7 separate regions of the Homo sapiens genome follow, and regions 1, 2, 3, 4, 5 and 7 are each linked to region 6. Evidence: chromatin loops called from intact Hi-C (ENCODE). Cell type or tissue: PC-3. All regions are shown on one strand. Region 1 overlaps LOC100506023 (a long non-coding RNA gene). Region 2 overlaps SLC9C2 (solute carrier family 9 member C2 (putative)). Region 3 has its middle 21 kb from the start of ANKRD45. Region 4 overlaps SLC9C2 (solute carrier family 9 member C2 (putative)). Region 5 overlaps ANKRD45 (ankyrin repeat domain 45). Region 6 overlaps PRDX6-AS1 (PRDX6 antisense RNA 1). Region 7 overlaps SLC9C2 (solute carrier family 9 member C2 (putative)).

Region 1 (4,000 bases), 180 kb after region 6:
GAAGGAATAGGCATTCAAGAAGATGACTTTAGTCCCTTTGCTTATCCACCCAAATCTTCAATTTGACCCAATTTCATCTTTAGAATCCATTTATATTTAAACCACAATGGAACTTGTGTTTGAAGAGCTATGAATTCAAGAGTAAGGAATATGTTCAAACATTTCAGTGCCCTTTAGAGGTTAAGTAAGAGGTTAAAGATAGAGCAGGAGGCATGGCCTGGCCACTTCAAGGGTCTTCCCCAATAGATAGGGGAGGTTTCTGGTTTTTGGTTGTTGCAAGTCATGTTTCTAAGATAGAGTAGTAGGATAATGCAGTAAGAGATGGGTAGAAGCCTCATGCTGTCTTCATTCTATCCAAGTTTAACTCTTGCCCCTAAGGCCAGAATCTACATCAGGCTGTGAAAGTTTCTCAGTTTGACTGTCTCTCTTCTACCATTGTTATGGACCGAATTGTGTCCCCTTCCCCCAAATTCATGTGTTGAAGCCCTAGCCCCCAATGTGATGGCTCTTTGGGTATTTTGAGATGGGACTTTTAGGGGTAATTAGGCTTAGGTGAAGTCATGAAGGTGAGGCCTTCATGAGAAATCAGTGCTCTTATAAGAGACACCAGAGCTGTCTCTCTGCCATGTGAGATCACAGCGAGAAGGTGGCCATCTGCAGGCCAGGAAGAGGGCCCTGGAACCAAATCAGCTGACATCTTGATCTGAAACTTCATAGCCCCCAGAACTGTGAGAATAAATTTCTGTTGTTTAAATCACCCAGGCCATGGTATTTTGCTTTAGCAGCCCAAGCAGAGTAAGATAATATTTAATGTTAATTATGCTCAGAATCTGGTGACTATGTTATTAATATTCTATTTTACCATGTTTTTGTTTGTGAACTCCCTCCAGTCTTCATTGATATGTTTATGGACAATTGGGGCAAAATCAGGCATTGCTGTCTTCCTACTATTTAAACCAAGAAGTTCAGCCTTGGTGCGTTTGGCTTAACTTCCTTTATCTTTTCAAGAAATTTTCAAGGAATTGTAAGAACTACCCTCTCTTTTCCACTTCCACCTTTCTCTCTTTCTTTGAATAACACCCAAATAAAAATGATGATGTTATTACAATGGTATCTTGTTAGGACACTAACTGAATCCTGACCTACACCAATCCTCCCCTCATTTAGAGATTCTCTGAGGTCTTGGAGGTGGGGGCACAGATAAAAACAGACAGATTGTGACGATGAAGTAAGACAAAGCAAAGCAAAGAGATGGTTATTTCTTAGTTATAAGGTTAGCTCCTAAGCCTAATGCAGAACTCTAAAAAGTTTCAGTGGATCTTGTGAAGAACTCCCTTTTGCTGTGCTAGTATGTGTCTAACTAGTCAACAGTGTAAACTGTCTATTTTTGTTTCACAAACAAAAACCCACATGCAGATCATACCCTCTTTTCCACTCTGTTTGCTAAGAATAAGGGAACCCAAAAGAGGCCACACCCACATTATAACGATTGTTAACTTGGCAATGTGGTAACATTTAATACCAAATAGCCAATACAATCCTAAACTTAAACCTAAATAATACTTCTCCATAGGGACTGGAAAGAAAGGAGATGGGGAGAAGGAGCCTTGAGCTCCCCCTAGAGGTCAGCAATTACAGTCCCATAAATTAGGTTTGATATTATAAACTGACTTTTGCTTTCTTATATAATTAAATTTTCCTTCACCAATCGTCCTGCCAAAGTCTGTTCAGAACTTTAGGGAGCATTAAAGTAATTAGATAAAAAGGAAGCATAAGTAAAGCACACAGCCTAAAAAAGGCACAAAGACACATGCTGTAATTGTACACACATTCTTTTTGACCCTTGTTACAAGCAGCCTGGTAGGGGCATGAGCGTTGAGGTTTTTGCCTATCTCAATTAGCCACTTCAGTTAGAAATGACCACACAGGTTACTTGAAAAAGAGAAAGACTAGTTTTACCCCCTTTCCCCAGCAACTTCTCAGACCACTAATTCAGAATCTCTAAGGGTGGGACTCAGTGTTTTTAAAAAAACTTCTAAGGTGTCTTTAATGTGCAGCCAAGTTTGAGAACCAGTGCACTGTGGGCAAAGATTTGTTCTTCAAACCTAGCTTCTTCCTTCTGAGCCCCATGTCTTTTCTCTTTTTATAATTTATGATTCCATTTTCTATGATTCCATTTTGTTGCAGGCAGTTCCTCTTTGATCTCTTTTATATTTTAATTTTGTCAATCTTATTTTCTTCACCACTTTCAGTCTCTGTTCAAAAGATGCTTCTAATTTGCAATTATTAACAATAAGCCTAAGATAGTCTAGGTTTACCCCCATCACCCTTGATCTGGTGATTCCTACTCTTCCAGGAGCCTGGACCTTGTTTATGAGAAATAGGTATTAAAAAATTATAGAAGGTCATTTTTTAGACTGAACTTTTACTAAGTCCCAACAGGTGAGAACAAGCCAAAATGGAGTCACTTTGCTAAACGCCACATAGTGAAACTGAAACTTTAAGGGAGCAGACAGAACCCAAAACAGACCATTTTATCCTGAAAACAGGAGATTCCAGTCTACTGGAGTCAGTTGAATAAGGAAGTCCCTTCTGCTTTAACTCTTAGAAAAAAAAAGTGAACTGAAGCAGCCTGATATTAATAATCAGCCATTTTTTTCCCTACTATTTTGTTTCCTTGTTCCCACCTTACAAAACCCACTGTATGCCATTGCCTAGTGGGAACTCATATTCTATTTTATAGAATGGAGGCTGACCTGATTAATGAATTGTGAATAAAAACAAGTTAGATTTATAACTAAATTTGTTGTAACTTAGTCTTTGACAAAGGTAAAGATCTCTATCAGGCACAAAGGCCTCAACTAAAGAGTTTGAGTCTTAAGACTTTTCCTGAATTCATCACACTTTGACTGATGGCTACCTTTGCATTGTATTAATTTGTTCAAATTGCTCCCCTTAGAACTCGATTTTTAAATAGAACATCAAAGAGTTTAAGATCTTATACACAAATTCATCCAACCATAACCCTAAATTCAATAGTAGACCTAATGCCTCCATCTCTCCACTTCTGTAACTGTCCTGGAATGTCTTTCAGAAAGCTGGGAAGATAGACTGCTGGCTGCATATTGACTTCTTATCTACTGCATACACGTCCTACAACTAATATTTAGACATGACTAAAGAGAGACAGGGTAACTTTGAAATTTCTAATAGAAAAAAACTCATCTCACTTTAATTTATATGCTTGGTTCAATTTTAGCAGGAAAACCCCACAACGTCAGAGGAGCTTATCCAGCTACCTTCACAGCATTATGTAGTATTCTCTGTCCACAATCCCCATACCAGAGTAGGGCAGAAACTAGACGTTCATATGTCTTGGCTTTATCCCTCTAACCCATAGCTCAGTTCTCTCTTTGTTACCAGGCAAGAATCAAATGAGAAAACAGTTGCCAGGTCCTGATGTTTTTGCCTCAATTTGTCTGTGTTATTAAGGTTGAATTGCAAGGCCTATGTCTTCTTCATTACTCCCCTTCTCCAACTCCCAACTTTACTTTTTTGAATACTCACACTCTTACCAAGTATCTAGGAGAACCCTTTGCCAGCACGGCATGGGGCAGAGTCACTGGTCTACTATGGATCCTGTTCCTCTAGCTTCTGCCGGCTTTCTTCTTTGCCATATGCCTTTTGTATTCTATTCTAAGTTCGTTCACTTATGTTTGAGGATTCTTACTTTTGACCTCCCTCCCAGATAAATGGGGATACTAGAGCTGAGCTCTTGTGGTTGGAATGGTTATGACTAATATACAAGTATAGGGCTTGAAGAAAAAAAAGCCTGATAGCTGAAAACTGCAGAAGAGTTGCCTATGAGAGAAGGTCTAAAATATCAAGTCCAGATAAACAGGGGAAAAGCAAGACATTGACCAAAATTGAAGGGTCAGCCAAAAATTCTGGTAAGACAGAGTGAATGGATTTAAGAGAAAAAACCTGAAAATATTCCTAA
Region 2 (4,000 bases), 120 kb before region 6:
GGTTTAAGCAATTCTCATGCCTCAGCTTCCCAAGTAGCTGGGATTACAGGTGTGCACAAACACATCTGGATTATTATTATTATTATTTGTTATTTTTAGTAGAGACGGGGTTTTGCCATGTTGGCCAGGCTGGTCTCGAACTCTTGGCCTCAGGTGATCCACCTGTCTCGGCCTCCACTCAAAGTGCTGGGATTACAGACGTGAGCCACCAGGCCCGGGTACAAATGCAATTTTTCAATAGCCATCAGAAAGCATGAAAAAATGATACTCTTGTCAGGAGCATTCTAATCCTTATAGTTCTTAGAACAAAAACTGAAATGCTAGTTAAGTATACCAAGATAAAAAAGATTTTATATATTTTTACATTAAAGATCTAGTTAGGTTTATGTCTTTAGGGCTAATTTTAAAAAATTTATTTCTCGAAAAATTCTGGGCAAAGACTCCATTATCTGTATCACAAAACAAAACTTGGTTTCCTTTCCACTCTTTCTCAAAGCCTTTCCCCATGGGTTAGCTGGTAGATTTCTGGGGAGTCTGGTGGTGGCTGCATCTGACATTCCAGGCAAGATTCAAAGAGCCCAGTGCATCTGCTGGCCGTGCACCTTGTCATTTGTGACAGCACTATGAGCTAGCTAGAGAAGTTTCCAGAAGCTGCTAGAAATCTTCAGGATCAGCCTCTCATTACCTCCTAATCAGATGAACCCCAGATCTGTTTCTGGGAGGGGGAAAACCGCTTGAATGATATGAGCTCAAGAGCACTGACTCACCTACCAAGGAATCTGGAGGTAGATGTACAGAGTTTGTTGCTATTGTCTAATTTCCATCCTAGAACTTCTCTTTACTATTTTGCTGCTGCCCCGAAGTCCCAAGGAGTACAGTATTTATTTAATACCTTCTTTTTGGGAGCAACTATTGACCTCTCCATCTTGCATGTGGAGAAATCCAATCAAAGAGAGTAGTAGCCTTCTGTATGTAGCATGAGAGGGAAAGACCTCACGTGCCCTAACTCCCCAAACAGGAAGTGCTATTTTTGATGGAGTATCATATTCCTATTCCTCACCACATTTTTTTTCTGAGGATTTATATCTGTGGGCCCGATCTGGGCATGAATTTTGAGTTCAAATAACCAGTGGTTTTGCAAAGACTTTGGTTCTTTCCATGCTCCAAAAGAAAAGTAAAATAATCAACATTACAGCTCCTCCGATTCTCTTTTATGCAAGGAATTGGCCTAAAACCAAGTCAATGAGAAGTTAACTAGCACCTGGGCATCATTTCACAGTGTTTCTTAATTCTGTCTGGTGTTAAGAATCCCACCCTAGACCTACAGAATCACAACCCACAGCGGGAGTCAGTATGTTTAACAAGCACTTCAGGTGATTGTTGTTATTAGTCAAGTGTGAGAGACACTGGAGGAGAAATTACTATTAACTCCTCTTTTCAGTGAAGGATGCTGTGGCTCTGAGTGGTGGTTAAATTAACTGCCCCCCAATCACATGGCTAAGAAATGGCAAAGTCATGGCCTACAAATATTACCTTTCTCCTTCCGCACAGCATCTCTCCAGGCCCCACCACAGCTCCTGCCTTCTCCTTCAGAGCCTCTGGTACAGCCGTAGCAAATGCTGGTGGCAGGCACACATCCCTCTGTGGCCCACGGTCACCACCGCCTGTGGTTGCTGGGCTTTCTCCCCACCCTGCAGGTTCCACAGCCATGCCTGAGATGGCTACCACCGTGCTGTCTTTGCATGACTGCTGCCAGGAGTGGCAACTGTGGAGACCTCCTCCCTGTGTCCTTAGCATAGAATCTCCAGTCTACTGTTTTCCTCATTCAGATTGAAAATTAATGTCTGCCCCAGTGTAGTGTGTTCAGGCAATGTCCACAAAACTGCCTTTTTGCCTTAACTGACTTATCAGAAACAGGATTTTAAAATGTGGATTAAGATATTAATAGAATTTTGTAAGTGGCTAATTGAACAATGATTGCTTTTGGAGAACTTATTTAATGTTTTGGTTCTAACTATTTATGTGCTTTGTTTTTAGTTTATACTCTATGTACAAGTAATATCATTATTGACAATGGGAATAAATTCATACGTGATGACTCAGTCAGCCAGGAAGTTAGGTAAAGTATGTGTCTCATTCATGAATTAGCTGGGGAGAATAATACAAACAGGTTATTGTTGGGTGTCATGGGGACATTTCTCATGAAGCTCAAGGAATTGGTTTAGAAATTATTCATTTTTCATTTATTCATATATTTAGATGCTGTATTACTTGGGATATTGTTTCAGCCAGTTTAACAAAAGCGAAATGAACAGAGGCTTAAACAAGACAGAAGGTTTTTTTTTCCCTCCACCAAAAAGTCCAGAAGTGTGAGATGGTTCTACTCTACATAAAGTTGTTTAGAAATCCACGTTCCTTTCCTTTGATTGCTCTTCCATGCCCTAGGGTGCTGCTCTTGCCCACAGGGTAGAAGCCTGCTCACTACCACCATGTCTACAATCCAACCAACTAGAAAGGGGAAATGGTGGGGGAGGGGTGTGTGGCAATGGAGGGTAAGCAGCCTCCCTCTGTATGTATCATTATCACTCACATTCCATTGGCCAGAACTTAGTCACATGGACACACATGGGCAAGGGAAGCTGCGAAATATCATCTTTCCGGGCTGGCGATATGATCAGCCAAAACTTGGAGATTCTATTAGCAGAAGGAAGAAGAAGAGAATGGATGTTGGGAGATAACAGCAGGCTCTGCCACAGTTGGTTATTTCTAAAAGGAATCTCAGGCCATTTATAATAAAATGCATAAATATAATAAAATAACAAATAGACACATTCGGTAGAGAAATCCAGGATAAGATACTTGGTGGCAGTAGGTTCAAGGGGAGAGGAGAAAACTGGGGTGAGATTAGGCAAAGTCTTATCGTAGAGCCTTAGTATAGTTCAATATGCCATGGCCTGATCCTCAGCTTTGCTGCTACAGAGACCCGATTTTGTCTGGGTATTTAAAATTGATCAGACTACTAGAGATTTACATATCAGGCATAACTTGGAGATATTGCAGGTTCAATTCCAGACCACGTGACAAAGCAAATAATGCAATAAATATCACAATAAAGCAAGTCATACAAATTATATGGTTTCCCAGTACATATAAAAGTTGTGTTTACACTATACTGTAGTCAATTATAATCAAAAGCACAGTGTCTAAGAAAACTATTTACATACCTTAATGAAAAAATGCTTTCTTGCTAAAAAAATGCTAACAATCATCTGAGCCTTCAGCAATTCATAATCTTTTTGCTGGTGCAGGGTTGATAGCTGCTGACTGATCAGATCAGGGTGGTGGTTGCTGAAGATTGGGCAGCTGTGGCAATTTCTTTAAGACAACAGTGAAGTTTGGCACATCAACTGACTCTTCCTTTCATGAAAGATTTCTCTGTAGCATGCAGTGCTGTTTGATAGCATTTTACATAGAGTAGAGCTTCTTTCAAAATTGGAATAAATCCTCTCAAAACCTGTTGCCACTACTTTAGCAACTAAGTTTATAAAATATTCTAAATCCTTTGCTGTCCTTTCAACAATGTTCACAGCATCTTCACCAGGAGTAGATGCCATATCAAGAAAGCACTTCGTTTACTCATCTGTAAGAAGCAACTCCTCATCCATGCAAGTTTTATCCTGAGATTGCAGCAATTCAGTCACATCTTCAGGCTCTACTTCTAATTCTAGTTCCCTTGCTATTTCCACCACATCTGCAGTTACTTCCTCCACTGAAGTCTTGAACCCCTCAAAGTCATCTATGAAGGTTAAAATCAACTTCTTCCTGACTCCTATTAATGTTGATATTTTGACCTCCTGCTATGAATTATGAATGCTCTTAATGGCACCTAGAATGGTGAATTCTATCCATGAGGTTTTTTATTGATTTTCCCTACATCCATCAGAGGAATCACTATCTATGACAGCTATAGCCTTACAAAATGTGTTTATTAAATAATAAG
Region 3 (4,000 bases), 260 kb before region 6:
GACCGGCCAAGAAATTCATATTTTTAACGTTAAAATATAAGAACAGAACCACAAAGCCAGGGCTGTCACTATCATGTTGTATTGTCTTGCCTGGGTTGGATTAGGGTGAACGTGGTTTCACACAGATGAACAAGGAGAAGAGTGATGCTGCCTGGTGAAATAATCACTGATTCCCCAGAAAACCTGAGAGAAAGAGCTCAGGTGGGTAATGCCCTGTTTAACCCTCATGTTCCAGGCCCTGACTCATTTGCCACTTCTTAACTTTCACTAGAAGCACATGTTAAACACTCAGATATAGTGGTAATGATTTTTTATTCATGTTTTAGTAAAAGCATTGCTTCTCACTGTTTATGTTTTTGAAATGAAGCAGCATCAGTTCTCAGAAACACAGCCTTCTGATTGTCAGCATCATCTTCCCTGTGTCAAAGTGTGAAAGGAAAATATCTTGGGCCCCCAAAATCACTAAGCTAAAGGGAAAAGTCAAGCTGGGAACTGCTTAGGGCAAATCTGCCTCCCATTCTATTCAAAGTCACCCCTCTGCTCACTGAGATAAATGCATATCTCATTGCCTCCTTTGGAGAGATTAATCAGAAACTCAAAAGAATGCAACAATTTGTCTCTTACCTACCTATGACCTGGAAGCTCCCTCCCCACTTTGAGTTGTCCCACCTTTCCAGACGGAACCAATGTTCATCTTACATATGTTGATTAATGTCTCATGTCTCCCTAAAATGTATAAAACCAAACTGTGCTCTGACCACTGTTAGATATGAATTCTAAATTTATTTTCAAAGAATTAATATGTCAGTATGTTCAATTCTTTGCCTTCTACTTTTAAACTTCCTTTTAAACTTTCTACTTTTAAACTTCACTTCCTTGTAAAGCAACTTTTTTCGACTACCTACTCCACCCTAACTCATTCTGATCATCTGCTCCACCCTAACTCATTCCAATCAGCTGCTCCACACTAACTCATTCTGATTACCTGCTACCTGCTCGACCCTGACTTCTGCCAAAGCACTCACCCCATCATTCTCTTTAAATTAGCCAATCAGTATTAGTTTAGCCCATGCAGTCTAATCCTCGCCAATAGGGGAATAACACAGCAGCAGGGGCCATGTGCGTCAAGGATAAGAACTCCTTCCCCTCCCTTGTCCAAGTGTGCGCTCACCATTGCTCCATCTGTAAGGGTGCACACTTCATTTTTGTTTTGTTTTGTTTTTTGAGACGGAGTCTCTCTCTGTCGCCCAGGCTGGAGTGCAGTGGCGTGATCTCAGCTCACTGCAAGCTCTGTCTTCCGGGTTCTTGCCATTCTCCTGCCTCAGCCTCCCAAGTAGCTGGGACTACAAGGCACCCACCACCAAGCCTGGCTAATTTTTTTGTATTTTTAGTAGAGACGGGGTTTCACCGTGTTAGCCAGGATGGTCTCGATCTCCTGACCTCGTGATCCACCCATCTTGGCCTCCCAAAGTGCTGGGATTACAGGCGTGAGCCACCAGGGCACATCTTTCTACAGAAGTACCTGGCCTTGCTGAGAGTTAAAAATAAAATTTTATATTTGAGTGCTATTTCTTTTGCAGCACTGAAACTTTATATGTAACAATTTGGGGGCTCGCCTGTGATTACATTTCCCTCTGGGGACGGTCTCTGGTTCACTCTCGTGAGGAGGTGTGCCCCGCCCCCTTCTGGCGGCCTCAGGGGTGAGAAATCAAGACCCACCCAGTGCGAGGAATAACCTGAGCTCTCAGCAACACAGAAAAAACCAAACCAAAACAAAAAACTGGCCAGCAACCTAGCTTAAAGGATCCTCACATACTGCAGCAATGACTCTGGGCATGGACCAAGGAAGGAGAAGCCGTGGGAGCCAGTAAAGTATTTCCCTGGTGGTCAGGACCAAGGTAAGAAAGCCGTGGGGGGTGGGGCAGTGAAGTACTCCTTGGTTGGGGTGGCTTAGAGGTTAAAAAGAGGTGAGACATCCCCACTGGGGGGGATTGAACCTCACACAAACCTCCATAGTAGAAAAGGTGAGAAATTTCCCATGGAGGAAATTGAGCCTCACCCCAAAAGGCAAGAAATTTCCAGTGGGGAAATTGAGCCCCACCCCAAAAGGCAAAAATCCCAGTGGGGAAATTGAGGCTTACCCCAAAAGGTGAGAAATTTCCAGTAGGGGAAATTGAACCTTGAACCTTACCCCAAAACCATCAAGATGGGAAATACCCCAAGCAAGACAGGGAGTAAGGGGGATAAAGATGGTAACGAAGATATTCCACTGTATAGCCCCCTAGGTCTCATGCGAAAACACTGGAAAGATAATGAGAGGACTAAACATAGGAAAAAGCAACAAATGTTAAAATATTGCTGTTTTATTTGGACTCAGGGACCCATCCTCAATACCTCAATCTTCTGGCCAAAGTTTGGGTAGAATGAGTATGTAATGTGTCAGTTTCTAATCTGATATGTTAATGATAAAAGTCCAGTATCTCAAGAAGAACTAGGCTATGCCCTTTGTTGGAGGCAAGGACCTGCCCTCCTTTTTCCCTTAAAAACAAATAGGGAAGAACCAAATCTGGCACCTCAAAATGAAAAGTCAGAGGAGCCAGCTCTCATGCCTAAAGATTCCAGCACGTGGGATCCCCTAGAGTATCTTCCCCCACTCAGTGTCCCCGATCTTTCCCCTCAAACAGCCACTGCTGCCTCAGATCCCATTCCAAATTCCCCCTCTACTCACATTATCCCTCCTCCTTATAACCCTGACTCTTGGGAATTACTGTGCCACCAGCCTGTTCCCTCCCAACCTAAAGACCCCTCTCTAAAAGGACTCCAGCATGAGGTAGAACAATGTAAAAAAGATATTTAGAATTTCCCAGTTCCTTCTGTACCTAAGAGGTCAGCCCCGACCCTCTTCCCTTTGAAAGAGGTACCACAAGGGAGGTCGGGGGGGGGGGGGGCGGGGGGCAGGCATTGGCTTTGTAAGTCTGAAATTTTAAAAAGGAGCTTAAACTGCCACTAGATGACCCTTATGGAGTGGCAGACCAAATTGACCAATTCTTAGGACCTCAGTTATACACTTGGGTCGAGTTACTGTCCATCTTGGGCATCCTCTTTTCAGAGGAAGAAAGGAGTATGATTTGTAGGGCTGCTATGGTAGTTCAGGAATGTGAGCACCCTCCTGATGAAAACATTCCTACCACAGGCCAGAAATTCTCCACCCGAGACCCCCAGTGGGACAATAACAACGCAGATCACCGGGAAAATATGCAGAATGTAAGGGAGATAATAATAAAAGGAATTTGGGAATAAGTACCCTGAACTCGAAATCTTTCTAAAGCACTTGATATACAACAGGAAAAGGACGAAGGGCCTATGAGATTCCTAGACAGACTGAGGGAGCAAATGAGGCAATGTGCAGGCCTCAATTTGGATGATCCCCTTGGGCAAGGAATGTTGAAACTCCAATTTGTCACTAAAAGTTGGCCAGATATTTCAAAAAAGTTACAAAAATAGACAATTGGGAAGACCGTCCTCTAAGTGAGCTTCTCAGGGAAGCTCAGAAAGTATACATGAAAAGGGATGAAGAAAAAGAGAAAAAAAAAGACAAAACTTATGTTTTCCACCTTCCAACAGATGGCTCCAAACCCAGGTACGTCTAGACAGAGCTTCCAGGGAGCCAGAAACTATAAAGGGTCCGAACCCTCTTTTAAATGACCCCAGCCTCTATCTGGAGGACCAAGGTCCTCATCTACCAGGCCCCCTAAAGAGTATGGGGGAGCAGGGTTAAAGAATCCCAGAACTAAGAGGGAGGAAGGACAAGATAGGTGCTATAGATGTGGAAAAACAGGCCACTTCAAGAGAGGATGTCCTGAACTAAGAAAGGAGAAAGAAGCCCTTCCACTCATGACTTTAGAGGAAGAGTAGGGGGGTCAGGGGCTCTGTCTTTTTTATATTGAGTCCCAGCAGGAGCCCTTGATAAATTTGGAGGTGGGCCCTAAACATGAGCTTA
Region 4 (4,000 bases), 160 kb before region 6:
AGGAAGTTTAGTTTGGCTGGGTAGGAAATTCTTGGTTGAAGATTTTTTTCTTTAAGAATGTTGAACACAGGCTCCTGATCTCCACTGTCTTGTAGGGTTTGTGCTGAGAGGTCCACTGTTAGCCTGATGGCGTTTCCTTTGTAGATGAGGCATCCAAATAGGAAGAGAGGAAGTCAAACTATCCCTCTTTGCAGACAACATTATTCTATATCTAGAAAACCCCATAATCTCAGCCCCAAATCTCCTTCAGCTGATAAATAACTTCAGCAAAGTTGCAGGATAGGAAATCAATGTATGAAATCATTAGCATTGCAATACACCAAAAACAGCCAAGCTGAGAGCCAAATTAGGAATGCAATCTCATTCACGATTGACATAAAAGACTAAAATATCTAGAATACAGCTTACCAGGGAGGTGAAAGATCTCTACAATGAGAACTACAAAACACTGCTAAAAGTAATCAGAGAAGACACAAACAAATGGAAAAACATTCCATGCTCATGGATAGAAAGAATCAGTATCATTAAAATGGCTACCCAAAGCAATTTACCAATTCAGTGCTATTTCTATCAAACTGCCGAAGATGTTCTTCACAGAACTAGAAAAAAATTATTTTAAAATTCATGTGGAACCAAAAAAGACCCCAAATAGCTAAAGCAATCCTAAGCAAAAAGAACAAAGCTGGAGGCATCACATTATCCAACTTCAAACTGTACTACAGGACTACAGTAATCAAAACAGCATGGTACAAAAACAGACACATAGACCAATGGAACAGAATACAGAGCCCAAAAATAAGGCTGCACACCTAAAACCGTCTGATCTTCAACAAAGCTGATAAAAACAAACAATGGGTAAAGGACTCCCTAGTCAATGAATTGTGCTTGGATAGCTGGCTAGCTATATGCAGAAGGTTGAAATTGGACCCCTTTCTTACATCATATACAAAAATCAACTCAAGATGGATTAAAGATTTAAACATAAAACCTAAAACTATAAAAACCATGGAAGATAAGCTAGGAAATACCATTCTGGACATAGGAACAAGCAAATATTTCATAATGAAAGATGCCAAAGGCAACTGCAACAAAAGCAAAAATTAACAAATAGGATTTAATTAAACTTAAGGGCTTATGCACAGCAAAAGAAATTATCAACAGAGGAAACAGCCTATAGAATAGGATAAAATATTTGCAAACTATGCATGTGACAAAGGTCTAATATCTAGCATCTATAAGGAATTTAGACAAATTTACAAGAAAACAACTCCATTAAAAAGTGGGCAAAGGATAAAAACAGACACCCTTCAAAAGAAGACATACTTGCAGCCAACGAGCATATGAAAAAAAGCTCAACATCACTGATAATAGAGATATGCAAATCAAAACCACAATGAGATACTATCTCACACCAGTCAGAATGGCTGTTATTAAAAAGTCAAAAAATAATAGATACTGTCGAGGTTCCAGAGAAAAGGGAATACTTATACAATCTTGGTGGGAGTGTAAATTAGTTCAACCACTGTGGAAAGCAGTGTGGCAATTCCTCAAAGAGCTAAAAATAGAACTACCATTCAACCCAGCAATCCCATTACGGGATATATACCCAAAGGACTATAAATCATTCTGCCGTGAAGATACATGCACATGAATATTCATTGCAGCACTAGTCACAATAGCAAAGATATGGAATCAACTTAACGCCCATCAATGCCAGATTGTATAAAGAAAATGTACATATTTGCCATGGAATACTGTGCAGCCATAAAAAAGAATGAGATCATGTCTTTTGCGGGAACATGGATGGAGCTGGAGGCTATTATCCTTACCAAACTAAGGCAGTAACAGAAAACCAAATACTGCATGCTCTCACTTACAAGTGGAAGCTAAATGGTGAGAACTCATGGACACAAAGAGGGGAACAACAGACACTGGGGCCTACTTGAGGGTTCAGAAAAAATAACTATTGTATACTAGGCTTAGTACCTGGGTGATGAAAAAATCTGCACAACAAACCCCCATGACACAAGTTTACCTGTATAACAACCCTACACATGTACCCCAGAACCTAAAATAAAAGTATTTTTTTAAAAGAAAATATTAAATGAAAAATTCCAGAAAAATTCATGAGTTTTAAATTGTGTGCCTTTCTGAGTAGTGTGATAAAATCTTGTGCCATTTTACTCTGTCTTGCCCAGGAAGTGAATCATCCCTTTGGCCAGCATACCCACTGTGTATACATTATCTCCTGCCCGTTAGTCACTTAGTGGCCATCTCTGTTATCAGATAGAACATACAGTATCACAGTGCTTGTGTTCATATAACCCTTATTTTACTTTATAATAGCTCCAAAGTGCAAGAGTAGTGATGCTGTCATATGGTTACACTTGTTCTATTTTATTATTAGTTATTGTTGTTAATCTTTTACTGTGCCTAATTTATAAATTAAACATTATCATAGATATATATGTATTTTAAAAAACCATAGTATATATAGGGTTGGGTACTATCCGTGGTTTTAGGCATCCACTGGGGTCTTGGAGCATATCCCTTGCAGATAAAGGAGGACTATTTTAGTTTCACTGTGATGTTTCTGGGTGTTAGTATCTTTTTATTTATACATATTAAGACTTCTTATGGTTACTAAATCTGAGAATTAATATAGTTCATCAGTTCTAGCCACAATTTCGGCTATTATCTTTTAAATATTTTCTATACTCTGTTATTTCTTTTTTTTTTTTTTTTGAGATGGAGTCTCACTCTGTTGCCCAGGCTGGAGTGCCATGGCACAATCTCAGCTCACTGTGACCTCCGCTTCCTGGGTTCAAGCAATTCTCCTGCCTCAGCCTCCTGAGCAGCTAGGATTACAGGCATCCGCCACCACACCTGGCTAATTTTTGCATTTTTAGTAGAGACGGGGTTTCACCATGTTGGCCAGGCTGGTCTGGAACTCCTAACCTCAGAAGATCTGCTCGCCTGGGCCCCCCAGAGTGCTGGGATTGTAGGAGTGAGCCACGGTGCCAGGCCTTGTTATTTCATTCTTAAATTCCCATTAGTTGTAGATTTTCCATCATATTCTCCATGATTTTAAATTCTCTGTCTTTTATCTTTCAGTGCTGTATTGTATGTAATTTCCTCAAATTTAGCTTCCCATTTACTACTTTAACAATATGTAACCTACTGCTAGGCTTAATTGAATCATAAACATTTTTAACCTTTATTCTTTTCCAATATATGCATTTAATGTTATAAGTTTCCCTTTAAACACTGCTTTGATTGCATCCCTCTACTTTTGATGCCTTATTTTCTTTGTGATTCAGCAAAAATATTTAAAAATTCGGACAAAATGGGAAATTCCTAAAAATATGTAATTTGCCAAAACTTACACTAGAAATTCTTTTTATTTATTTATATATCTATTTTTTTTTGAGACAGAGTCTAGCTCTGTCACCCAGGATAGAGTACAGTGGCATGATTACCCCTTACTCCAGCCTCGACCTCCTGGGCTCAAGTGATCCTCCCATCTCAGCTTCTGGAATAGCTGGGGCTACAGGCACATGCCACCATGCCTGGCTAATTTTTTCTTATTTTTAGTAAAGGCAAGGTCTCGCTCTCTTGTCCAGGCTGCTTTCTAGGCTTCTGGCCTCAAGCGATCCTCCTGCCTCAATCTTCCAAAGTGTTGGGATTACAGGCATGAGCCACCGTGGCTGGCCTACTCTAGAATTTAAAAAGACCCAAATAGTCCCATAATCATTAAAAATTGAATTGGCAAATAAAAATGTTCCAAAAAAAATGAGACCCAAACTATTTTAAATGTAAGTTATGTGAACCAGTATGAAAGATAACTCCAATCTTATGTCTTACAGACAAGAGTAAAAGAGGAAATCCTCCCGCACTTATTTTATTTTTAGAGACAGGGTCTTTCTCTGTTGGCCAGGTTGGAGTGCAGTGGTAATATCATGGTTCATTGCAACCTCAAACTCCTGTGCTTAAGCAATCC
Region 5 (4,000 bases), 220 kb before region 6:
ACAAACCACTGCTCAACGAAATAAAGGAGGACACAAAGAAATGGAAGAACATTCCATGCTCATGGATAGGAAGAATCAATATCGTGAAAATGGCCATACTGCTCAAGGTGATTTATAGATTCAATGCCATCCCCATCAAGCTACCAATGACTTTCTTCACACAATTGGAAAAAACTACTTTAAAGTTCATATGGAACCAAAAAAGACCCTGCATTGCCAAGACAATCCTAAGCAAAAAGCCAACAAAGCTGAAGGCATCATGCTACCTAACTTCAAACTATACTACAAGGCTACAGTAAGCAAAACAGCATGGTACTGGTACCAAAACAGAGATATAGACCAATGGAACAGAACAGAGGCCTCAGAAATAACACCACACATCTACAATCATCTGATCTTTGACAAACCCGACAAAAACAAGAAATGGGGAAAGAATTCCCTATTTAATAAATGGTGCTGGGAAAACTGGCTAGCCATATGTAGAAACCTGAAACTGCATCCCTTCCTTACACCTTATGCTAAAGTCAATTCAAGATGGATTAAAGATTTAAATGTTAGACCTAAAACCATAAAAACCCTAGAAGAAAACCTAGGCATTACCATTCAGGACATAGGCATGGGCAAGGACTTCATGACTAAAACACCAAAAGCAATGGCAACAAAAGCCCAAATCGACAAACAGTATCTAATTAAACTAAAGAGCTTCTGCTCAGCAAAAGAAACTACCATCAGAGTGAACAGACAACCTACAGGATGGGAGAAAATTTTTGCAATCTGCCCATCTGATAAAGGGCTAATATCCAGAATCTGCAAAGAACTTAAACAAATTTAAAAGAAAAAAACAACCCCATCAAAAAGTGGGCAAAGGATATGAACAGACACTTCTGAAAAGAAGACATTTCTGCAGCCAAAAGACACATGAAAAAATACTCATCATTGTTGGTCATCAGAGAAATGCAAATCAAACCCACAATGAGATACCATCTCACACCAGTTAGAATGGTGATGATTAAAAAGTTAGGAAACAACAGGTACTGGAGAGGATGTGGAGAAATAGGAATGCTTTTACACTGTTGGTGGGAGTGTAAAGTAGTTCAACCATTGTGGAACACAATTTTCCTCAAGGATCTAGAACTAGAAATACCATTTGACCCAGCCATCCCATTACTGGGTATATACCCAAGGGTTTATAAATCATGCTACTATAAAGACACACGCACACGTATGTTTATTGCGGCACTATTCACAATAGCAAAGACTTGGAACCAACCCAAGTGCCCATCAATGATAGACTGGATTATGAAAATGTGGCACATATATACCACGGAATGCTCTGCAGCCATAAAAAAGGATGAGTTCATATCCTGTGCAGGGACATGGATGAAGCTGGAAACCATCATTCTCAGCAAACTATCATAAGGACAGATAACCAAACCGTGTTCTCACTCATATGTGGGAATTGAACAATGAGAACGCTTGGACACAGGGTGGGGAACATCACACACCGGGGTCTATTATAGGGCAGGGGGTTGGTGGAGAGATAGCATTAGGAGAAATACCTAATGTAAATGACGAGTTAATGGGTGCAGCAAACCAACATGGCACATGTATACCTATGTAACAAACCTGCATGTTGTGCATATGTACCCTAGAACTTAAAGTGTAATAATAATAAAATAAGAATTGTAAGACATTTATGGCAAAAAGTATGAAACTTTATTGATTTATATGAAAGACCACACGAAATGTATATATGTCTCAATAGTGAGACTAAATATCATAACGCTGTTTCTCTTAATTTCTTCCCAATTAATTTGTCAGTGTAGTTAATATCTCAGAAGAATCTTTTTAAAAGCAAACTGAGAAGCTGACCCTAAATTTCAGTGGGGAAAATGAACTATTTAATATATGATGCCAGAGAATATTTATTATTCATCTGGAAAAAAATAAAATTATATACCTACTTTGTACCATACATAAAAATCAATTACAGATGATTGTAAGACATGAATGTGTAAAGCAAAATATTTTAAACTTTCTGAAAAATAGAGTATTGCTATATTCTTGAGACATCACAGAATATCTTGAGATATAAAGAACCCAACCACTAAGGGAAAAGATCTGTCTATCTACCTAAATTTTAAACTCTGCATAAAAGATATCATAAACAAAATGACAAAATAAGCCACAGACAAAGGATATATCTATGTAAAGACAGCCTACTAATCAACAGGCTTAGAATTCAACCCAATAGAAAAATAGGCAGAGGATAGGAACATGCAATTTATGGAAGAGAAACTCTCATGGCCAGTAAATAAATGAAAATATGTTTAACTTCACTATTAAAAGCAAATGTAAACAATGGGCTACCATGACTCATCAGATTCAGAAAAATTTAAATATTTGACAGGATTAAACATTGGTAAAGATGTAGGAAATGGGAATTCCTTCACTCTGAGGAGGGAGTATAAATTGGTATAATCCCTTTTGAGAACACTTATATCAAGTTGTTCATGGACATACCTGATGATCCTAATTTCCATTTCTAGATATATGTCTTTGGGAAACTCTCACACATGCTTACAAGAAGACATAAGTATAAGATGATTATTCAAATATTGCTTATAACAGTTAATCATTGGAAATAAACAATAGAAGGGTAGATAAATTGTTTTCATACAATGGAATATTACACAATAATTAAAAGGAATGAATTAGCTCTTTGGGTATTAAAATGGATAACACTTAAAAATATTGAGACAAAAATCAAGTTACAAAAGGATTCTGTAATAGATTGGTTAAGAGCATGGATTTTACAGCCAGACTACCTGAGTTAAAACCCCAGCTTTCCACTAACTTGACTATGTGACTTGGGCAAATTATATAACCTTTCTGTGCTATGGTTTCTTCATCTATAAAAATGAGGATAATAGTAATACCTGAAAACCATACTATATAAAGGAAAAGGAGAGACCCAAATCAATATTTGGCATTGTGTCCCTAACACTATTCAAGGAAGGTAGTATTGTGACTGGTTGACATGAATATTGCCATCTTTTTTGTAGGTATTTTCCAATGTGTGGGAATAGGTGTATAGTCTTTTAGGACTTGATGATACACTCTAAAATATTCTATTTCTTCATTCTGATTCTATGTCATCATGAAACCTTATTTAGAGAGGGGATTCCTAAGCTAAGTGTTGCAGGTGCTCCTGGTTTCTTCTCACTGCTTATAGGAAAATACCAGGGGAAAAATAAATTGAGAAAAGGATAATTTGGGAAATTCCAAGCCTGTCCATATGACAAAGACATGAAAATTAAGATTCACTGTCAGAAAAGCATGCTTCCGAGAAAAAACTGAGTATATGACTCTATAACCTTCTGTTGACATGTTGGATCAAAAAGTTCAGAGTGGCTGGGTGTGGTGGTTCATGCCTGTAATCCTAGCACTTTGGGAGGCCAGGAAAGGACTGCTTAAGCCCAGGAGTTCCAGACGAGCCTGGGCAATATACTGAGACTCTGTCTCTGCAAAATATTTAAAAAATTATTGGCTGGGCATGGTGGCTTATGCCTATAATACCAGCACTTTGGGAGGCTGAGGCAAGTGGATCACGAGGTCAAGAGATCAAGACCATCCTGGCCAACATGATGAAACCCTGTCTCTACTAAAAATACAAAAATAAGCTGGGCGTGGTGCTGCATGCCTGTAGTCCCAGCTACTCCAGAGGCTGAGGCAGAATAGCTTGAACCCGGGACACGGAGGTTGCAGTGAGCCGAGATCGTGCCACCGCACTCCAGCCTGGCAACAGCGAAAGACTCCATCTAAAAAAAAAAAAATATCTGGGCATGCTGGCATGAGCCTATAGTCCCAGCTACTCAGGAAGCTGAGGTGGGAAGATTGCTTGAGCCTAGGAGTTCGAGGCTGCAGTGAGCTATTCATGCCACTGCACTCTAAACTGGGCAACAGAGTGAGACCTGTCTGAAAAAACAGTTTAGAGTAT
Region 6 (4,000 bases):
AGGTACTGGGGAGATAGGACTTCAATGTATGAATTTTGAGGGGACAAAATTCAACCCGTAACAACTTGGAAGTCTTTGTGGTGGATCGAAAGTTGAGTCAGTCAGTTTCTTTTATTTTTTTTTGAGACGAAGTCTCACTTTGTTGCCCAGGCTGGGGTGCAGAGGCATGATCATAGCTCACTGCAGCCTTGATCTCCCCAGGCTCAGGTGATCCTCCCACCTCTGCCTCCCTAGTAGCTGGGTCTACAGGTGCATGCCACCATAGCCAAGTATTTTTTTTTTTTTGTATTTTTTGTAGAGATAGGGTTTCGCCATGTTGCCCAGGCTGGTTTGGAACTCCTGGACTCAAGAGTTCCACCAACCCTGGCATCCCAAAGTGCTGGGATTACAGGTGTGAACCATCTCGCCTGGCCAAGAGTCAATTTCTTAAGAGATGTTTGTTTACTTATTTATTCCTTGTTCGGGGGTAGAATTATTGTACCTAGCTGCCACCCTTAAGACTATACTGCAAGTCTGTATATGAGTAAATTTCAGATTAAGAGCACACTGTGTTTGGGGCACTTGAGACAACACTCCTTATTGTGACTACTTTAGATGGCCTAAAAGGGCAGCGTAATACGAGGAGTCTTGGGGACTGCCACAATACATTTATATTTCTGTGCCTTCAAAGGGTTAGTGAATTAGTACTCCTGAGACTTGACATCTTGTTTGCTTATTTTTATTTTCCCAGTGTCTAGTATAGGCAAAAAGTTCCTGGCAAATGGGTCAATAAACATTGAGTTAATCTTACCAATCAATGCTAAGATGTATATGTATATGTTACGTATATGTGTATATGTACATACATACATATTTTCACATTTTACCGTCTTTGAAATAAAAACTGTCTTACAATACATGGAGCATAACAATTGTCACTTTTCTTCTCTTAATAGCAAATACAGTAATGCCTTATAAGCATTGGTTTCTTAGATTTGATGAAATGGGATATTTGCACAAAATTTACCTAAGAAATTGCTGTCGTTTTTACATGAACAAGGTAGATTATAGGTAAAACACCTAAAACTGGTTTTTAATGCTCCTTCATTTTTTTTTTTTCAGGAGAGTTCTGTATTCCTCAAAGATCCCTCAAGAATTTTGTCAGTGTTGCCATAACCTCTTGTTTATTAGTCTGCTTGGGTTGCCATAAAAGAATGTACACAGACTGGGTGGCTTAAACAACAGACATTATTTTCTTACAGTTCTAGAGTCTAGAAGTCCAAGATCAGGGTGCCAGCAGGGTTGGTTTCTAGTAAGGCAACCTTCTCACTGTGTGCTCACATAGACAAGGCCTTTCATCTGTGTGCGTTTGTGGAGAGAGATCTTTGGTGTCTCGTTCTCTTTCTATAAGGTCACCAGTCCTACTGGATTAGGGCCCTACCCTTATGAACTCATTTATCTTTAATTATTTCCATAAAGGCTCTGTTTCTAAATACAAATACATTGGGGATTAGGACTTCAACATATGAATTTGAAGGGTGGAGGTACACAATTCATTTCATAACACTCTGGTTTGGATGGCAATTGTCTAACAAAGATCTAGTTGTTTTGGACTCGGGTGGCTGTGAGCTGGTCTCTGGGTTTGGACTGGATTCCTCACTGGGGAGCAACCCCTCGCCCTTTATCACCTGTTTATAGCATATTACTAGGAAGTGATGTGTCTTGCTTCACATTATTACGTGCCAAATGCTAATTGTGGAGGACCTCTTCTGCTTCTACCCTCTTAGGTCTTAGCCATTAGGTATTAGTTGTCAATCCTTAAGGCCTCCTTCACCCAGTTCTTTTAGGTCCTCTCAGGGCATTGCTACACTCTGCTGATTTCACTTTGCTACTATTATCAAGTGTGTATTCTAGCCAAGGGGGCTACATACTGAGCTTCAGCACCAGCCTGTGTTCATGATACATCATTGGTCACAAGTGAGGCTGGAGGAGAACTCATCTGCTGAGGAAGTAAGCACATGACCTGTCACCAAGGAGTCACCATTTGGCCAAGATCGAAATCCAACACTAAACTTCATTACACATCACCATCAGGTTGCAGTCCTGAACATGCATTGTATTCCATGCCTTGCGAGACCCTGAAATGTTGTCAGTGAAGGACAGCAGGCAAGGTAGTGCATGTGAAAACAATTGTTGACCATGAAATATTTTATTCAGAAATGAGTAAAAAAGAATCTTTGTAGCAGCCAGCCTTTCCCCTGGGGGAGAAAGCTCAGCAGTTGGTTTGGTCAGTTGGTTCACTGAAGGCAGATGAATTGGCACTTTGCAGTTGAGAGCCAATGCAGGCTCACGGAGGTGGCTTCTTTCTGCAGGCTGATTTTGGGCCCCCAGCAGGGCCCAAGGCCCAACAATCAGCGCATGGCTCTTAATTCTGTGCAACTAACAAATCCCGTCCCAGTGTGCTGAGAGCGCCCTCTAGTGCCCAGAAACTTCCTCAAGAATGGAGTGTAAAGACCTTTAAGGACCTTCATCAGGAAGGAACCACCATACTTTTGAATTTCAAGCCTAACCTGAAGATTATTATTTAAGGAAACCGACAAATTTTCTCAAAGAAATTATTGTATTGGAAAATATTTAGAATGCAAACACATTCTCCAAAGAAAACCAAAGACAACTACAGTGATTCATTTACTTTAGGTCTACAACAACAAAATATTAATTTAACAATACAAATAACATGCCCTTTAGCTCTTTGAAGGATGGCAATGAGGAAAACTGGAAAATAATGATCTAGCAATTACTGGCTGAACCACATTCTAAGAAATGTTAAGATAACAGGTGAACATTCAAAATTCAAATTTACCACTTTGGAGGCTGCTTATTTGCATGACAAATGGATTCTTTGTTTTACAGAAAGGCTTTCTCACAGGCCTGGGTTTTATTACCAATTAGCCTTAACCCCAGCAGAGCTTTAATTAGAATGCAAAGGGTTTGTGGGATCTGTGGGCACTGGAGGAAGAGTGTCTTATGTTGAGATTTTTATAGGATTAAGTACACAGCCTCTGAGTTACATCTGCTATATATAGCACAAATTATATAAACGTTGGTATTGCCTGTCACCTAATACAATTATTTGTGCAGACAGAGTATGACATTAATTCCTGCAGTGAACAACTCTATAGACCCTTCACCCTAATGTGTCCATTTAAATGGAGCCCTATTTGCTATGCACACACTTTTTCAAAGAATCTGTTAGAGAATGTGAATACCAAGTTATAAGCAACAAAAAAGAAAGCAACAAAATATAATGAAATCCCCATTACATCCCTTTGCCCTATAATACTTTCCCTTGACTTTGCTATAAGCATTCCTCTGGCATTCCCACTCCTGACCCACAAGATTATTAAATGTTTATTGTCTCAACTAACTATGCCAACAGGTTCGTAATATCGATACAGAGAAAGTGGAAGACTCTGTGAAAGTTATTTACATTAAACATGCAAGTGTAAAAAAGGATTGTTGAGCAACAGGAGTGAGCTAAGAAGGCAGTTGTGAATTCTGTGCATTCAAGATGAAACAATGTTATTTGTGTGTGTTAGCTGCCTGGCTGAGTAAATAAAGAAGATTCAAATTTGGCGCAGCTGTTCTTTCTCAGTGCTGCCTGGATATTAGATTCCCTGCAACCGTCTGTGTGCTTAGACCCCGCGTTCCATTGCGTAGGCTGCTGGCAGGCCTTTTTTTAGCGGAATGCAGCTGGGAGCAGGAAGGGTGGAGCCTGCTGGGGTTTGACTCAGCAGCTGTGGGCGAGGCCCTACACACTCTGTCTTGAGGACTGTGATAAAGGTTAAAAATAAAGGATAGCACTTGAGTGGGCTTCATAAGGAGTAGCAATCTAATTATAGGGCTTATTTTTACAAAGCAGCAGCTGACAGCGTCAGCCCAGCACGTCCTAAAAGTTCTTAGTAAGGCAGGAAGCTGCTACATTTGCTATGACCAATGTCACTTTAAGGGGTCTTGGCAA
Region 7 (4,000 bases), 75 kb before region 6:
AATTAGGACCAATGGGTAGAAACTGTATGGACTCAGACTTGACTCAATAATAAGATGAATGTCCTTTAAATTTTTTTAAATTCACAAGCAACACATATTCATTATATAAATGAGAAAGTACAGATATAAAACATTAAAAAAATTGTATTTATTATTAAATAGAGAATCTCTATTTAATACTTAGTTTCTTTCTTTTTTTTTCCATTAAAGAACTAGCCAATTAAGATTTTTTTCCCTCTAAATCACAGAACTCAAAATGTATATGCATTTTAAAATCAAACCAAAACAGCTGATTTTTTTTTAGATTTTCTGGTTGTGAAATACTAGATACATTTGCTAATTTTTAAATGTTTTTGGTTCCCAGTTGTGCTGGTGCCCTCAGCAAATAAATGTATGATTCACCTGTCAGTGACTGAGATTCAGGGACTGGCTCATGTAGCTGTGCCCTGAATGGGGGTGGAGATGTTTAGACTGAGCTGACAGCCCTGTCAGGGCCCTGTGCAGGAGATGCCTACTGTTGGGCTGATCTCTAAATTCCTGGGTTAGTTTGCAAGCACGGCTGTAACAAAGTACCACAAACTGGGTGGCGTAAAAAAACCAGAAATGCATCGTTTCACAGTTCTGGAGGCTAGAAATTAGAAATCAAGGTGTTGGGAGGATTGGCTCCTACTGAGGGGCTGTGAGGGAGAATCTGGGCCAGGCCTCCCTCCTTGGCTTATAAATGGCTGCCTTTATATTCACGTGGCGTTCTCCCTGTGTGCAAGTCTGCGTCCAAGTTTCCCCTTTTTATAAGGACACTAGTTGTTCAAATTAGAGGCCCAACCTATTCCAGTATGACTTCATCTTAACTAATTGCATCTGCAATGACCCATTTCAATAAGGTCACATTCCAGGATACTGGGAGTTAGGACTTCAGCATAAGAATTGGGTGGGAGGTGGTGTGTGTGTGTGTGTGTGTGTGCACAATTCAACCCATAATAACTCCCTCCCAGTTCTAAAGTCTATGACTCTGAGCCTTGAAGTATAGCTCAGACTCTAGCTTGCTTTGTTTTGGCTTTGTGTTATTCCTATTCACCTGTCAAGTGGAACATAAGCTTACTTGTAAGTGAAACTCTGAATCTTTTAAGACTCTGAGTCTTGTGCAAATAGAAATCTCCTGAGTCATAGCCAACTACCCTGCTGTGGCTGAGAGCTCACAATTTAGGGCTGGGCAACAGTATCCAGGGCCCATTAACAGCATAAACATTTGGAATTTAGAAATTTGTCAGAGGCCATTCTGAATGCTAAATAAATCCTGTCTGTTGGTGCCAGGGGCTGTGTACCTTCTGACACCCTCAAATAATTCAGATAGATCAGTAAATCTGTTTTCTTCTTGATACCATCTGTCAGTTTGTATGACTTATTTTCTAAAATGCAATTTTATTATAGGACTTAAGGTTTCAGAACTGTGTGATGTTCAATCAAGCATATGTGGAAACTTTATCAAGCTATAGTGACATGATTATTGATAATATGACCATGAAATTTGTTATCATTGTGTATGGCAGTGTAATTGATACTAAGACAGAGGAACCATATTTTGCACCTTGCATTATACCTACAACCTGTGAGCAGGTAAGAAATATCATTTCTAAAGAGTCTCTTGCTCTTCACGGTGCTCCAAAAGTGACTTTAAAACTCAACTGATCACCTTAAAAAGAAATTTAACCTGGAATGACCCTGTAGTTCTTACTTGCCTTTTACAAACAGTAAAAATGTACCTAGGGCTTCTGTGTACTGTAATACAGGTGCCCTACACAAGGGTGTGCCCAAGGGACAGGGAGCTGAAATCTGCCTGCTGTTTGCTTGCCACGCCCTTTGCCCTGGCGTGGGGCTGTGCCAAAGGAAGGATGAGATGCTGTAAGTTTTCCCTAGTTTACGCCAAGGCAACGATGCCGTGTTCTAGCATAGCTCTGGAAGTATCTGCACTGGTTGACAAAAAAGGAGTAGAGTAGGGGCCACATCACTTTGTTGACACATTAGGGGCTATGGGCACTTGATAGTAGATCCTGGGCCCTGGGCCTCAGCATTCCATACCTCTGTAAAGACAAAGGAAGTGTGACCACCTAGGACATAAGAGGGCATGGGAAGGATAGAAGCAAAGTCCCTAATGGCCCAAGCTGCCTGCCACTGGGCAAAGGAATGGGGAGGACCCAGAGGCCATGGGAAGAGCTGACTGACATCTCTTTAAATCTGGCAGTAAGTTTCTACCTTATGGGAGAGACCTTTTCTCCCAGTTCAGGCTGTGAAAAGTCATTATGAAAATTTGTCCTGGAAAAGTTGGTAAACCTAAAAAATGAATTTTCTTCTTTCAAAACATTCTTATTTTGTACCTTTCATCAATTCAGATGATGAAGGTAATTTACATGTTTTTAATAGAAAATTAAAATCTTGTTTAGCTTTGAAACAAAGGATGGAGGCAAGAAGCAAGGAAGCAACAGGAGTAATACTGCAGCTTAGTTTCTTAAGAGACCAGGGTTTGGAGTCAGGCACACTTAGGCTTAAAACTTGATCCCTGTGCCTACTTGTACTTGAGCTTAGGTAAGTTGCTTAACCTTTCTGACCCTCAATTTCCTTCATGGTAAGATAGGGATAAGGTCAGCAGCCATCTTATCGGGTTATTGGGAGGATTAAATGAGATAATATGTGGTAATCTAAAAATGATAGTTATAATGATTACTTGTTTGATGCTGGCATTCTGGGAGGCAGATTTTATGGCACATGGGACAAATGGTCTAAGAAAGGAAGACAGTCTTGCCATCCTGGGAATGCTGAGCCTTGAGCCCTTGAGCATCAGTGTAGGAGTAAAAGTAGCTTACTGGATGCTGGGGATTCCCTGCTTTCCAAACTGGGAATTTCCAGCCTAGTTATGAGTAAGGTGTAGAAATTTCCTCTCTGGTGTCTAAATATGCAAGGACAATTTGTTGGTCTAAGACTTCTCAACATCAAAGAGGATTTGAAATTTAGAATATAGAGCCAAGATTGAAGACCCAGCTTTAGGCTTTGGCTTATTTTTTATACTCTTTGGAAAGATTAGGAAGCAGCCAGGTTAGAGATCAAAGAATGCTCTTTTGACTAATTTTGACTTTTCTCCTCTAGGTTCAGGGAACTTCTGATTTAAGCAAGCTGCTGATAATCCAAGCATCTGAGCTTACCCAAAGAAATAGTAACACCAATGTCATGGGTAAGGGGTAGACCTTTAGTGGTAGGAAAACTATTGAGAAGGAACTTCAATACATGTAAAATTCCTTTAACTCTAAGAAAGTGATTTGAGAGGGCACTATGTGGGTTTATCATTAGTCCCCATCCTTGGGCCCACCCTGGCTGCCACATTGCCCTGGGAGGTCACATATGAGAGACTTCCAGACCCTAAAATCCAGGTGGCTCCTTCCTCTGCCATGTCCCTCCCTCCATACACTAGTCAGGGGAGAGCAGCTTCTGCAATGCACTCTGTTGCTGCCCTGGTAGGCTGCAGCCACATGGTGCTGGCAGTGCAAGAATGGGGAGGGAACAGACTCTTTCACAGGAGCCCAGGTATGGGGAACTGGTTTGCTCCCAGCAACTGAAGGGAATAGGAAACCTTACCCATAGTCAGTGAGTATTCCATGGTCACAGCTACAAGTCAAATGACTTGCCTTGAGTATGCCTTGATAGTCACTGAGTAGCTATAGTTACATTTATTAGCATCCAACTGCATGCATCATGGTGCTAAGCATTATACAGAGAAGACTTGATAGGAAGAGCTTGCTCTAGAAAAAACACACACAAGATCTTCCATCTTGTGCTCAGCATCCCTGCCCTCCCAAGCCCAATGACAAAATTCTCCCAGCTGCCCCAGCTTGAGGACACACTCTAGCTTTGTAACTCTAACTTGCACCATCCCAGTGTTTACAATTCATGTGATCCATCAGTTTAGCTATTATGCAATTCTTAATGGATTGTTGCTTTGGGGGGAGGATTT

The links. Peaks named below come from ENCODE experiments on the same cell type or tissue, not always from the same donor. Only the 100,000 strongest peaks of a DNase experiment are listed, where the experiment ranks them.
Region 1: it touches region 6 in a loop (6-fold over the local background); 7 of 110 quality-filtered maps call a loop at or near these places.
Region 2: it touches region 6 in a loop (6-fold over the local background); 5 of 110 quality-filtered maps call a loop at or near these places.
Region 3: a loop joins it to region 6, with 8 times the contacts of the local background. A loop is called at or near these places in 5 of 110 quality-filtered maps.
Region 4: a loop joins it to region 6, with 8 times the contacts of the local background. A loop is called at or near these places in 4 of 110 quality-filtered maps.
Region 5: it touches region 6 in a loop (2.6-fold over the local background); 2 of 110 quality-filtered maps call a loop at or near these places.
Region 7: a loop joins it to region 6, with 12 times the contacts of the local background. A loop is called at or near these places in 12 of 110 quality-filtered maps.

What each region holds. Positions count from the first base shown.
Region 1 is chr1:173,253,015-173,257,014 of GRCh38, reverse strand. All of the region lies in intron 2 of LOC100506023 (a long non-coding RNA gene), which reads left to right. It also overlaps a transcript of TNFSF4 not described here. Among named protein-coding and RNA genes, the nearest start is that of TNFSF4, 48 kb to the right of the region's middle. In PC-3, CTCF peaks have their summits at 490, 694 (motif pointing left) and 1,627 (motif pointing left); a DNase peak (open chromatin) is centred at 1,604.
Region 2 is chr1:173,552,852-173,556,851 of GRCh38, reverse strand. SLC9C2 (solute carrier family 9 member C2 (putative)) reads left to right here. Exons shown (of 28, transcript NM_178527.4): 11 at 2,038-2,119. Among named protein-coding and RNA genes, the nearest start is that of SLC9C2, 48 kb to the left of the region's middle. In PC-3, no CTCF peak of the experiment used is centred here; DNase peaks (open chromatin) are centred at 771, 2,121 and 2,451; H3K4me3 peaks cover 309 bases; H3K27ac peaks cover 1,383 bases.
Region 3 is chr1:173,689,011-173,693,010 of GRCh38, reverse strand. It overlaps a transcript of ANKRD45 not described here. Among named protein-coding and RNA genes, the nearest start is that of ANKRD45, 21 kb to the right of the region's middle. In PC-3, CTCF peaks have their summits at 1,677 (motif pointing left) and 3,616 (motif pointing right); a DNase peak (open chromatin) is centred at 1,680.
Region 4 is chr1:173,588,988-173,592,987 of GRCh38, reverse strand. All of the region lies in intron 4 of SLC9C2 (solute carrier family 9 member C2 (putative)), which reads left to right. Among named protein-coding and RNA genes, the nearest start is that of SLC9C2, 12 kb to the left of the region's middle. In PC-3, no CTCF peak of the experiment used is centred here; a DNase peak (open chromatin) is centred at 2,227; H3K27ac peaks cover 510 bases.
Region 5 is chr1:173,647,786-173,651,785 of GRCh38, reverse strand. All of the region lies in intron 2 of ANKRD45 (ankyrin repeat domain 45), which reads left to right. All of the region lies in intron 1 of LOC105371619 (a long non-coding RNA gene), which reads right to left. Among named protein-coding and RNA genes, the nearest start is that of TEX50, 14 kb to the right of the region's middle. In PC-3, no CTCF peak of the experiment used is centred here; a DNase peak (open chromatin) is centred at 2,385; H3K27ac peaks cover 771 bases.
Region 6 is chr1:173,429,826-173,433,825 of GRCh38, reverse strand. The region is part of intron 1 of PRDX6-AS1 (PRDX6 antisense RNA 1); the gene reads left to right. All of the region lies in intron 2 of LOC100506023 (a long non-coding RNA gene), which reads left to right. It also overlaps a transcript of TNFSF4 not described here. Among named protein-coding and RNA genes, the nearest start is that of PRDX6-AS1, 30 kb to the left of the region's middle. RefSeq lists an enhancer at 2,262-2,556. In PC-3, CTCF peaks have their summits at 2,460 (motif pointing left) and 3,933; DNase peaks (open chromatin) are centred at 1,985, 2,455 and 3,725; H3K4me3 peaks cover 1,353 bases; H3K27ac peaks cover 1,884 bases.
Region 7 is chr1:173,504,470-173,508,469 of GRCh38, reverse strand. SLC9C2 (solute carrier family 9 member C2 (putative)) reads left to right here. Exons shown (of 28, transcript NM_178527.4): 25 at 1,429-1,614; 26 at 3,139-3,223. Among named protein-coding and RNA genes, the nearest start is that of PRDX6, 29 kb to the right of the region's middle. RefSeq lists an enhancer at 2,461-3,660. In PC-3, CTCF peaks have their summits at 1,590 and 1,805; DNase peaks (open chromatin) are centred at 439, 1,159 and 1,839; H3K4me3 peaks cover 1,529 bases; H3K27ac peaks cover 2,248 bases.